2 separate regions of the Homo sapiens genome follow, and region 2 is linked to region 1. A link is an interaction called in ENCODE POLR2A ChIA-PET data of the cell type or tissue named here. Cell type or tissue: Panc1. All regions are shown on one strand. Each heading gives the region's core, and the rest is flanking DNA. Links, peaks and the distances in the headings are about the cores only.

Region 1 (6,699 bases), core at 505-5,504:
AGAGGCAGGCCATCACAAGGAAACCATCAGACAAATCCAGAAGGTAGGACATTCTACAGGACAAACTGACTTAGTTTCTTCATCAAGTCAATGGCATTAAGAAAAAGTGTGTGTGTGGGGGCGCTGGGGGTATTTAAGATTGTTCTAGATTATAAGAGACTTAAGAATAAAAAACAAACAGTGTGTGGACTTTGCTGGACTCTAGTTTGAACATACAAGCTGTAAAATGACATTATGGAGACAATTGGGAAAATTTAAATATAGATTAGGTATTAGATTAGATTAAGAAATTGTTAATTTTGCTAGAAGTGATAATGGTCTCTTTCTGATGCACAGCCAGGGTTCAGAATGTCTGGTCTGAATCTAGTAGGACTCAGGCAGCACAACTGGGTGTTTGCAAGACCAAAAGTATTCATAATCTCACTAGATTTATTTCAGCAATGGGGAGAAAACCTCTGCTACAGGAATATCTCTGGATAAGAAGTGGCTGCTAAAGGTCTGATGCCTGAAAATTATGATTGGCAGGTTTGGAATTCATAAAAATTCCAGTAAGCCCAACAGCTTCTTGTAAGCATGTGGATTTCACGGGAGTGAAAGTTGTTCTGGGGACCCCAAGGATCTAAAGTTATGGTTGATTATTTTCAAAAATCAGTGAAAAGTAGAGTAATGAGCTGCCATACTTTTCACCTGCTCAATATCACTGTCCAGAAAGAAACTGACCCTTTCTGTTGGTGTTTTGGTAAAACTTCAGCACTGGTCAGTTCACTTACACAGTTCCTTCCTTATGTCCAGGCACTCAGTGGGAGGGATGTGAAAAAGTCTGCATTAGCACATGAGATTTTAAATTTTGCTTTAGAATAGGTTTGTTTGCATATGTGTGAGCTGAAGTTCCTGCTACCTTGAAATAAAAAACAGTTGTGATGGTTGGACTCTTTTTTTCCCCCTGCTAATTTATCTATTCATAGAATATATTTTGCCCTTCCTAATTATCTCACCCTAGTAAAATCAACCAGCAATTGAACCCCTGAATCATCACAGTTTGGATGGCCACTTTCCTAGTTCCACTGACCTTGGTCCAGGAACACTGCGGACAGGGAGGTTCATGAATCTAATTCAGTTTTCACTTCTCTTATCTTGATGTAGAGATAAGAGCTCCAGATCCTATATTTCTAAGTATTGAGGAAAGGAGGAGAGGACGGAATTTATGTTATTGAGTAGCCATTATTGGCCAAGGATTATACTATTTTACCTATGTTCATTCATTCAATTGGGGACAAATGTAATTTAGTAGTTAAGAGTGCTGGCTCTAAAAAATGAAATCAGAGAGAGAAATGGGGATGTGAATCTGAAAATATGTCAAAAATTATTGACTTTAAATGGAGAGATACAGGTACTCTGTACCATTCTTTCAGCTTTTGAAAATTTTCATAATAAAAATAATGTCCTCAAACAGTTAAACAGGCCAGGCACGGTGGCTCACACCTGTAATCCCAGCACTTGGGGAGGTCAAGGTGGGAAACTCACTTGAGCCTAGGAGTTGGAAGCTGCAGGGAGCTATGATTGTACCTCTGTACTCCAGTCTGGGTGACAGAGCAAGACCCTGTCTCTTAAAAAAAAGTTAAACATAATTATCATATTACTAGCATATGACAGATAGGTACATATATTTTTAAGAAAAATGAAAACATACAACCACACAAACAAACTTGTACACAAAGATTCATAACAGCATTGTTTATGTATTTATGTATTTATTTATTTTGAGACAGAGTCTCAAAATAAACAGAGTGGTTTCGGCTCACTGCAACCTCCACCTCCTGGGTTCAAGTGATTTTCCTGCCTCAGCCTCCCGAGTAGCTGGGATTACAGGCACACACCACCACACCTGGCTAATTTTTTGTATCTTTAGTAGAGACAGGGTTTCACTATGTTGGCCAGACTGGTCTTGAACTCCTGACCTCATGATCCACCCTCCTTGGCCTCCCAAAGTGCTGGGATTACAGGTGTAATTGCACCACCGTGCCCGGCCGTATTTATTTTTTAACATTTAAAAGAGACAACGGGCTGGGTGCAGTGGCTCATGCCTGTAATCCCAGCACTTTGGGAGGCTGAGGTGGGTGGATCACCTGAGGTCAGGAGTTTGAAACCAGCCTGGCCAACATGGTGAAACCCCATCTCTACTAAAAATACTAAAAATAGCCGGGCATGGTGGGGCACATCTGTAGCCCCAGCTACTTGGGAGGCTGAGGCATGGAGAATTGCTTGAACCCGAGAGGCAGAGGTTGCAGTGAGCCGAGATCATGCCATTGCACTCCAGCTTGGGCAATAGAGTGGGAATCCGTCTCAAAAAACAAAAAACAAAACAAAAAACAACAAAAAAAAGTTGATTTAAAAAACCCCACAAATAAACAAAAAAAACAGTGGCACCATCTCAGCTCACTACAGCTTCAACTTCCTGGCCTCAAGCAATCCTCCCACCTCAGCCTCTCCAAGTAGCTTGGACTACAGGTGCACGCCACCATCCTCAGCTAACTTTTTAACTTTTTGTAGAGACGGGGTCTCTGTATGTTCCCCAGGCTGGTCCCCAACTCCTGGGATCAAGTGATCTTCTAGAGTCTGCCTCTTGAATTGCTGGGATTACAGCTGTAAGCCACGGCAGCCAATGTGTCAATTTTTTAAAAGGCTATTATTGATTATCCAACAACCCTAGAGGTAGTACTATTTCTGTTTTCAGACGAGGACTCTGGCACCCAGAAAAGTTGACACTTTGTCCAAGGTCATGCACCTAGTATAAAGCAGGAGCAAGCATTCTTTTTTTTTTTGAGACAGAGTCTCGCTCTGTTGCCCAGGCTAGAGTGCAGTGGGGCGATCTCGGCTCACTGCAAGCTCCACCTCCTGGGTTCACGCCATTCTCCTGCCTCAGCCTCCCTAGTAGCTGGGACTACAGGCACCTGCCACCGCCCGGCTAATTTTTTTGTATTTTTAGTAGAGACGGGGTTTCACTGTGTTAGCCAGAATGGTCTCGATCTCCTGACCTCGTGATACACCCGTCTCGGCCTCCCAAAATGCTGGAATTACAGGCGTGAGCCACCGCACCCGGCCAAGCAGGAACAAGCATTCTAATAACACATCTGACTGCAAAAGCCAGGCTTTTCTACCATGTAATTTTGCCTGCCGGTGTAGACATGTCTTTTGTGGTATAATAAGCCTTCATAGAAGGTGCTCTAAGAATTAAGCAACTGCATGTGAGAAATCAATATGTTACAAAAATACACTTTTAATGTGACATAGCCTTTTATGCCAAAGTGATATTTATTTAATATTCCCCCAATTTCTCTAGCTTGATCATTTGCTACAAAGGGGATCAATAAGATCCCAATTTGTCTTTGTGAAAAGTAAATGAAGTGGACTTTCCCTCTATTCATGTGGTATTTCTAAATGGCCTTGAGCTATTTACAGTCAAGTTAATGGAATTAATACTATACCATCAAAAACATACAGCGTCCTTATCTAAAGTGCAGCACGAACACTTTCCTCTTTGTGGTATGGCCATTGACATATACAGATGTTCCTCCATTTACGATGGTGTTATGTTCAGATAAACCCATCATAAATTGAAAATATCGTAAGTCAAAAACTTTCAATTTATGATGGATTTATCTGGATGCAATACCATCATAAATCTAGAAGAGTTCTGAATGCATGTCATTTTCACCATCGTAAAAGTTGAAAAATCGTTTAGTCAAACCATGGTTAAATTTTGACCATCTGCATTTCGTTTCTTCTCCGAAAGCTCTTTTAGGGCAGTTGAGGATGCTACATAATGTATTCACCAAATTGTTTCTAAATGAATGGACAAATACATGCACACCACACACTTCAACAATCATCACCTCTAATGTGGCAATACATTTTTCTTTTCTTTTCTTTTCTTTTTTTTGAGACAGAATCTCGCTCTGTCACCCAGGCTGGAGTGCAGTGGCGCGATCTCAGCTCACTGCAACCTCCGCCTCCCAGGTTTAAGAGATTCTCCTGCCTTAGCCTCCAGAGTAGCTGGGATTACGGGCGTGCGCCGCCACCATGCGCAGCTATTTTTTGTAGAGATGGGGTTTCGCCATGTTGGCCAGGCTGGTCTCGAACTCCTGACCTCGTGATCTGCCCGCCTCGGCCTCCCAAAGTGCTGGGATTACAGGCGTGAGCCACCGCGCCCAGCCCAGAGTAAGTACTTTATGCTAAGGACCAGATGCAGAGTAAAGGTTGAGGTCTTCCTTACCCCAGAACAGGGCAAAAAAGCCAAAATAACCCTTATTGATTAAGCCATAAATTCAACCACCACTTATTTCCAAAAAGTATGAAAGTTAGCATTTAATCACCTTCCACCACCCCTTTCCCAAACCACACACACACACACACACACACCCCGCTGGGATTTTCCTGTTTTCCTGCTTCTTCTTTAAACCTGTTAAACAATGTCTGTTTAAGGTTAAAAATCTACTATAGGATGTGCTTTAGCTATGTAAGTGGTACACGCTGCAAAAAGTCTTCCAGTTGCTTTGGTTGAAAAAGTCCCTCTGAACACTTAAACATAGAAACCAATCCTGGCACATCTGACTGGATTTGAGTTTTATGTGTCCCTGGAGGGAAACCACACACTTGGAAGTCAGTGCTGTGTTTGGTACATACTAAGTATTCAACAAATGTTTTCCCAATGACTGAAATTGTCCACTTTTCTTTGACTCCTGATCGTGTTGCCTACACTGTATGTATGTACGTATGTATGTATGTATGTATGTATGTATGTATGTATGTATGTATTTACTTGAGACAGAGTCTCACTCTGTTGCCCCAATTTTCGTATTTATTGTAGAGATGGAGTTTTACCATGTTGCCCAGGCTGGTTTCGAACTCTTGAGCTCAAGCGATCCACTGCTTCAGCCTCCCAAAGTGCTAGGATTGCAGGCATGAGCCACCACGTCCAGCCATTGCTCACATTTTATGTCACCATTCTCATTTTTTCCAGGGACAGATTTGAGTTCCACTGCTTGGGCTAGGGGCAATGCTTTAGATGAGAAAAGAAGAGGGATGTTTGAAAATCAGTCCAGTTAGAGAAAGAAGAAAGTGAAGAGATTTATGAACCACTAGAGTTCTTTCATGCTAAAATATTTTACGCTAAAATATTAAGGTTTGAGCTCTGTGGAGGTAAATTCTCTTTCTTCTGTGGTTATGGTGATATGGAAGGAGAGTGCTGGCAAGGGAAGAGCTTGGTCCCTTTAAATGACACAGAAGAAGGGAAGGGAAGTGCTCCGAAGAGGAGGGCGTGGTCCCTGGCTAGGGCTCCACCCCCAGGGACCAAGGTGTAGTCAGGCATTTCCTGCCCAAATGTTGCATTTCTTAAGACCACCTGGGCCTGCCACGCCCTCATTCTGTGCCTATAAAAACCCGGGACCCTAGCAAGGCAGAGACAGAAGCAGCTGGAGCTGGAAAGGAGTACCTCGGTGGAGGAATACACAGGCAGCTGGACGTCTAGAGGAACGCACCGCCAGGCACCAGCATGCAGGCTGGCCACTGACCAGCAGAATAACGTGGAGTTTGGCTAGGGTAATCGAAGGAGCGCGTGTCTGATTCCAGGGGAAAACCAGCTCCCCCATCTGCTGAGAGCTACTTCAACTCAATAAAACCTTGCACTCATTCTCCAAGCCCACTTGTGATCCGATTCTTCCGGTACACCAAGGCAAGAACCTGGGATACAGAAAGCCCTCTGTCCTTGCCACAAGGTAGAGGGTAGAGGGTCTAATTGAGCTGGTTAACACAAGCTGCCTAGAGATAGCAAAACTAAAAGAGCAAAACTAAAAGAGCATCCTGTAACACACGCCCACTGGGGCTTCAGGAGCTGTAAATATTCACCCCTAGACACTGCTGTGGGGTCGGAGCCCCACAGCCTGCCCATCTGTAGGCTCCTCTAGAAGTCTGAGCATCGGAGCACTGAAGAAGCGAGCCACACCCCCACTGCACGCCCTGCAAGGGGGGACAAGGGAACTTGTCCCGTTTCAATGGCATGGTCCCAAACCTGATAGTCCTTTGTTAATGTATGCCCTCGAAGAGGGAAAGGAAGGTAAACCCAGAGGCAAATCCGTTACCAATTTTGAAAGAAAAACCTCAAAGTACAGTTCCTATTGAGCAAAGGTCAGTGATATAATTTTTGAAAACAGGACCCTTTTCACAAGATGGCGCCAAAAGCGAAAAAGGAAGCGCCTGCCCCTCCTAAAGCCGAAGCCGAAGCCAAAGCAAAGGCTTTAAAGGCGAAGACGGCAGTGTTGAAAGATGTCCACATCCACACAAAAAAAGAAGACCCGCACGTCACCCACCTTCCGGAGGCCCAGGACACTGCGACTCGAGGCCACCCAAATATCCTCGGAATAGCGCCCCCAGGAGAAACAAGCTTGACCGTTATGCCATCATCAAGTTTCTGTGGACCACTGAGTCCGCCATGAAGAAGATAGAAGACAACACCACACTTGTGTTCACGGTGGATGTTAAAGCCAACAAGCAGCAGATCAAACAGGCTGTGAAGAAGCTCTGTGACATTGATGCGGCCAAGGTCAACACCCTGATTCGGCCTGGTGGAGAGAAGAAGGCATATGTTTGACTGGCTCCTGATTACGATGTTTTGGATGTTGCCAAAAAATTGGTATCATCTAA
Region 2 (6,699 bases), core at 855-5,854, 410 kb after region 1:
ATAGGGGAAAAATGGCAACTTAGTGTAGATTTATCTGGCATTTCTCTTATGTGAAGTTAGTTGTTTCTTATGATTAAGAAGCATTTGAATTTTACTTTTTATACATTATCTATATCTTTGTCCAGTTTTTTATTGGGTTAATGGCTTTCTTCTTGATTTCTGGGAGCTTTTTATATATTAGGGTAATTGGCCATTTCTGACTGTTTCAGGTATTTCCCCCAGTTTGTTGTTTTCTTTTTACTTTAACATGGGCTTTGCCCTATAGATCTTTAAAAATTTAGCTGAATTTATTGTTTTCTAGACTTCTGGGTTTTGTCATACTTAGAAAGGCTTTCCCTATTACAGGATTATAAATTTAAAAGCCTTCCATGGTTTCTCTCTCTCTTTTTTTTTTTTTTTTTGAGACGGAGTCTCAGTCCAGTCCAGGCTGGAGTGCAGTGGCGCAATCTCAGCTCACTGAAACCTCCACCTCTTGGGTTCAAGCGATTCTTGTGTCTCAGCCTGAGTAGCCAGGATTACAGGCACGTACCACCACGCCTGGCTAATTTTTGTATTTTTAGTAGAGAGGGGGTTTCGCCATGTTGGCCAGGCTGGTCTCGAACTCCTGACCTCAAGTGATCTGCCTGCCTTGGCCTCCCAAAGTGCTGGAATTACAGGCGTGAGCCACTGTGCCTTCCCATGGTTTCTTATACTTATTTTAACAATGTTATTTTTGCTTTAACCATTTCAAATATCAAATTTCTGGTAGATCTGAGATACTTTCAAGTTTATAGGACAACTGGCATCTCAAACTTGAAGTATCCAAAATGGGGCTCTCTTGTCATCTCCAACCTTGGTCCTCACCTGCTTTTCCTCTATTCCAACAGTTACTCAAAATAAAAATTTAAGACTTGTCTTTGGCTTCTCTTTTTCTTCATCAATGCCTTCACACTCCTTACCCTGAACATCCAATCTAGCAGCAATTTGTGTTTTTTCTGGGAAGGAGGGGAGTCCAAAATATATATTGAATTAATCTATTTCTTGCTTTCTCTACAGCCACCAATTACCCTAGTTATGGGCCCATCATCTCACCTGGACTATCATGGTAGGTGCCTAAATATTTTGCTTATACTCCAGATTTATTTATCTATTTAGAGATGGAGCCTTGCTCTGTCGCCCAAGCTGGAGTGCAGTGGCTCAATCTTGGCTCACTGCAACCTCCATCCCCTGGGTTCAAGTGATTCTCCTGCCTCAGCCTCCAAGTAGCTGGGATTACAGGTGCCTACCCCCATACCCAGCTAATTTTTGTATTTTTAGTGGAGACGGGGTTTCGTCATGTTGGCCAGGCTGGTCTTGAACTCCCGAGCTCAAGCGATCCACCTGCCTCGGCCTCCCAAAGTTGCTGGGATTACGGGCATGAGCCACCGTGCCTGGCCGTACTTTGAGTTCCTTACATCCTCCATACAGCATCCAGAATGATCTTTTAAAATGTAAATCATATCCTGACAGACTCAGCTTAAAACTTCCGATGGTTTCCCGTTAGCCTCAAAATAAATCCAAAGTCCTTACTGTGGCCCAAAAGGCCCTACATGTGGCCCCTGCCTACTTCTCCAACTTCATTTTCTGTTACTATAGTCCTTGTTCTAGCCACACTGGCTTCCTTCTGTTCCTAGAACAGGTCCAGGCTTAATTTTGCCTTGGAGACACTGTATTTGCCGTTTCCTCTATACTACATCTTCATAAGGCTGGCTTCTTTCTCGTACTTCATGGCTAAAACTTAATCACTATCTCAAAAAGATGCTCCTTCCAGCCTACCTAAAATCGTCTGTCAATCCCAGTCATATTCCTGCCTAGTTTACTGTTTTATTTTCTACATATAACTTGTCACTATTTGATATTATCTGCTTATAATTTAGTGTCTGTCTTCCCACTCTGCTAGAAAAAATAGGTCTACAAGGGAATGAAAATTGTACTGTGTCCCTGGAAAGGTTTTAAAGTATAACATTTAGAATGAGCTAACAGATTCCATCTACAGAAATCTGGGCAAGAAAACAAAAAAAAGAAAAAAAAGAAATCTGGGCAAACAGATTGTCACAAAGTAAAACATGAGCCCTACAAGCTTAGAATAATACCTGCCCCCAAATAAATGTCTACTAAATGCTTAATAAGATTTAATAAGTGAATAAAACTTTGTATACTCTACTCAGATTATAAATGTTGGTCTGGAAGCCACTGCCTTTCAAATTAGTAAGACACAAAGTCTGGGTTTCAAAAGGCAATGGGCCAAGGATGGAAGAAATACTTTGAGAAAAGTGTTTTCTTTCATTGAGAGAAGGGGAAAATTATTCCTTTTTAAAAACAACTATAGAAGTACACTGTTTCTTTTCTCTCCCTTTTGCTCATCTCTCTTTCAATCTTTGTTTCCATCCATGGAAAGAGGCAAGACAAGCAGTAACAGGGGACTGTTTTTATAAATCAATATTGCTGTTTTTATAAATCAAGTGAACTGCTAACAAGAATTCTCAGAGCTAGAGAAGTACTCCAGTTTTGGACCTGACCTCTAAACGAGTACCAGCAGGTGGCTAATTATGTCTTCCTTGCCAGAAGCAAGAGCCTTTTATTCTCAAGTTGGTCTGAACCTTAAAGAGAACTGTAGTGTGCCCCTGGAAAGGTTTTACAGTATAAATGTTCAGAATGAGCTAACAGATTCTATCTACAGAAATCTAGACAAAACAGAATGCAACAAATTATAGCAGGAACCATACGAACTATAACAAGAAATTTACATTTCTTTAACCCTTATATCTGAATAATTATTTGATTAATTAACCTAGTTTATATTCATGCCCAACTCCCTTCCCCTCTCCCCTACAATCTTAAAAAAAGCACTGTATATTTGGGAAAAAAGCCTGAGGTGAAAAGTAAGTCCATATAATTTAGATACCCATACTCAGAAGAAGCATAGCCATTTGGACCATGAAGTTATAATTCTCTGTTGATAACTTGGCCTAATTACAGCAGTGCCTAATAGGAAACAAGCAGCCTCTTGGTAACTGACCTAGCAATCTTAAACCCAGAGGTGGGAATACAGTCACATTCATTTTCTCTCTCATATTTTCTTTTTTCTTTTGAGACAGTCTTGCTCTGTTGCCCAGGCTGGAGTGCAGTGGCATGATCTCAGCTTACTGCAACTGCCTCTTGGGTTCAAGCGATTCTCCTGCCTCAGCCACTCTAGTAGCTGGGATTACAGGCATCTGCTACCATGCTCAGCTAATGTTTTTGTATTTTTAATAGAGACAGGGTTTCACCATGTTGATCAGGCTGGTCTCGAAGTCCTGACATCAAGTGATCCACTCGCCTTCACCTCCCAAAGTGCTGGGATTACAGGCGTGAGCTACCGTGTCTGGCTTCTCTTATATTTTCTTAAAAAAAAAAAAGCGGGGGGGTGGAATTCTTGGCCCTTTAAAAAATAGTGACACATTAATATCACTCATGAATAATCAAACGTTTTTCAGTGATTTTTAAATGTTAAAATGCTACATTCTTTTTATTTTCCCCTTTAAAAGGCTTTTTTTTTTGAGACAGTCCGCTCTTGTCACCCAGGCTGGAGTGCAATGGCACAATCTAGGCTCACTGCAACCTCCACCTCCTGGGTTCAAGCGATTCTCTTGTCTCAGCCTCCTGAGTAGCTGGGATTACAGGTGGCCACCACCATGCCTGGCTAATTTTTGTATTTTTAGTAGAGACGGGGTTTCTCCATGTTGGTCAGGCTGGTCTTGAACTCCTGACCTCAAGATCTGCCCACCTCGGCCTCCCAAAATGCTGGGATTATAGGCATGAGCCACCGCGCCCAGCCAAAAGGCCTTTTTTTTTTAAAGTTTGAAGAAAAAGAATCTAAAAAGGAATTTGTATAGTCAATATACATTAAACATTTGTTTAGTAACACATGTCATTTGTTAAAAAAAATAAAAATAAAAAACCAAACCCCAAAACGGAAACATCCTGTGTCTCAACAAAAACTATATGGAATCAACACCACCGAGGTCTATGGAAAAAAAAAGAAAAACCTGTTCCCTTTGCTCTGCTGGAAGCTGGAAGGTGCTAGGCCCTTGTGTAGTCGTGCATAGAATTCTAGCTGCTTTCCTCTATTGAGCGCAGAGTATACTATGTCTCTATGTGAATATGGACAGTTAGCATTTACCAACATCTCCTTGTCTACTGTGTCTTTTTTTTTTTGAGATGGAGTCTCGCTCTTTCGCCCAGGTTGGAGTGCAGTGGCGTGATCTCGGCTCACTGCAAGCTCCGCCTCCTGGGTTCATGCCATTCTCCTGCCTCAGCCTCCCAAGTAGCTGGAACTACAGGTGCCTGCCACCACGCCCGGCTAATTTTTTTTTGTATTTTTAGTAGAGATGGGGTTTCACCGTGTTAGCCAGAATGGTCTCGATCTCCTGACCTCGTGATCCGCCCGCCTCGGCCTCCCAAAGTGCTGGGATTACAGGCGTGAGCCACCACGCCCGGCATCCTTGTCTACTGTCTCTTATTTAAAAAAAGAAAATAAATTTTACAAAATGGGGTTATAGGTCAGCAAAGGGTAGGTTTGAAACGTTTTGATAGTTTAAAGTGAGCATTTTGACAACGTTGCTTTTCCTTTGGCATGTTTAATTGTGATTTTTAAGGGGCATCCTTGCAGTTTAAAATGACACCTTTAAAATAAATTCTCTCTCTCTTTTTTTTTGAGACAGGGTCTCCCTCTGTTGCCCAGGCTGGAGTGCAGTGGTGCAATCTCGGCTCACTGCAACCTCTGCCTCCCAGATTCAAGCGATTCTCCCACCTCAGCCCCTTGAATAGCTGGGATTACAGGTATGCACCACCACAGCCCAGCAAATTTTTCTATTTTTAGTAGAGATGGAATTTCACCATATTGGTCAGGCTGGTCTCAAACTCCTGACCTCAGGTGACCCGCCCACGTCAGCCTCCCAAAGTGCTGGGAGTACAGGCCTTGGGAATACAGGCGTGAGCCACTGCACCCAGCCAATACATTTTTTTTTTTTTTTTTTTTTGAGACGGAGTTTCACTCTTGTTGCCCAGGCTGGAGTGCAATGGCGCTATCTCGGTTCACAGCAACCTCTGCCTCCTGGGTTCAAGTGATTCTCCTGCCTCAGCCTTCCAAGTAGCTGGGATTACAGGTATGTGCCACCAAGCCTGGCTAATTTTGTATTTTTAGTAGAGATAGGGTTTCTCCATGTTGGTCAGGCTGGTCTCAAACTCCCGACCTCAGGTGATCCGCCTGCCTCATCCTTCCAAAGTGCTGGGATTACAGGTGTGAGCTACCACACCCAGCATAAATTCTCTCTTAATGATGACTTGAAGGCTGCTACTCCATGGGAGAATCAGTAGAACCTGTAGGATCTTATTTGGAATTGACATTCTCTATTGTAATTTTGTTTATTTTAAATTTGTTTTTTGTTTCACTGGAAAGATGATGTTCAATTTTAAAAGTTGAAAGTGTACAAGTTGCTTTGTTACAGTAAAACTAAATATGTACACACAAACACACACAGACAGAAATAAAACAAAGTATTATGAGAACAGCCTGTAATCCCAACACCCAGTGATAACTACAGTTTACATTTTAGTGTCTATAAGAGTTAATATAATATCTATAAGGTTAACACTTACAGATTCCCGAAGGTACCCCTGCCCAGCGACATCATATAAACTGAGTCCTATTCTTGTTTGATGAAGCCAAACTGACAATAAACAAGAAAATGAAAGTAATTCTTAAGATCTATCCTTCAGATATGAAAAAGGAGATAAAGAGCCAGATTTGAGACAAGCTAATCTAGTAACTCTAAAAACATTTCTTCTCACCACAAAATTGCTTGAAACAAAAAACCATAGAATGGAAGAGTTCAACAATTCTACCATGACTAAAGCTATAATAAAATTGACACCTTGAAGATACTGTTCTTTACCAATTAAACTTGGTGTTCCACCAAACAGGGACAGCTAGTATAATATTATGCCTTCAGTGAAGCTGCTTTTATTTCTGAGGTTAATTACAGCAACCAATTATTAAAGATTGTATACAATAGGCTTTCACAGATTATTATGGCACTTGTAGGAATCATAAGTCCAAGCTGTTTAATTGATGCTCCTTGAAACTGATATTACAGCTTTGGGTTTGAAACTATCAGTCAACTCAACTTGTAATATACTGGTAAAATAAAATTATCAGTAAATTAAAATTATTTCAAATTACCATACATTAAAACTCTTGGTTCAGCTCTTAATATTTCTAGTCTACTATTATCTTTAAGACACATGAGGGTTTAAAAAATTTTTGTTTTTTTATGCTAACCCAAGTTTATGTAACACATCTTGGTCAAAAGATAAGAAATTCTACTATTCAAACTTAGAGTGATTTCACATAGAAGAAATACTTATAAAAGCACAGACCAAAAACCTACTTGATTCCCAGATAAGGAGTTCAAGCACAGTAAAAATGAATCACCTTTTCTCATGACATAATTAAAGAACTGCATGATGGAAATTCTTCCATATGAATCTGTATGAAGGAGTTTAGCAAAGACTTTTGCTGTGAAAAATTGCCTAAGAAAAGAAAATAAAGATTTAAATGATCTGCCAACATAAAAGAAAATGACTTCTACATAAATTAGCAAACAATGGCATAAATTCATACAATTAAAAATGAAAGAA

Evidence for each region. ChIA-PET counts read pairs that join two places held together with the same protein. Peaks named below come from ENCODE experiments on the same cell type or tissue, not always from the same donor. Only the 100,000 strongest peaks of a DNase experiment are listed, where the experiment ranks them.
Region 2: POLR2A ChIA-PET joins it to region 1 with 9 read pairs; 2 of 35 experiments call an interaction of 5 or more read pairs at or near these places.

What each region holds. Positions count from the first base shown.
Region 1 is chr14:34,687,946-34,694,644 of GRCh38, forward strand. It overlaps LOC107984628 (a long non-coding RNA gene), which reads right to left. Exons shown (of 3, transcript XR_001750947.2): 2 at 6,366-6,617; 3 at 4,939-5,059. It also overlaps the pseudogene RPL23AP8. Among named protein-coding and RNA genes, the nearest start is that of CFL2, 23 kb to the right of the region's middle. In Panc1, for the core only: no CTCF peak of the experiment used is centred there; no DNase peak of the experiment used is centred there; H3K4me3 peaks cover 302 bases; H3K27ac peaks cover 2,629 bases.
Region 2 is chr14:35,101,646-35,108,344 of GRCh38, forward strand. It overlaps PPP2R3C (protein phosphatase 2 regulatory subunit B''gamma), which reads right to left. Exons shown (of 13, transcript NM_017917.4): 5 at 6,494-6,591; 6 at 5,659-5,729. LOC101927178 (a long non-coding RNA gene) reads left to right here. Exons shown (of 5, transcript NR_110415.1): 3 at 1,036-1,084. Among named protein-coding and RNA genes, the nearest start is that of PRORP-PSMA6, 17 kb to the right of the region's middle. RefSeq lists a silencer at 1,084-1,251. In Panc1, for the core only: no CTCF peak of the experiment used is centred there; no DNase peak of the experiment used is centred there.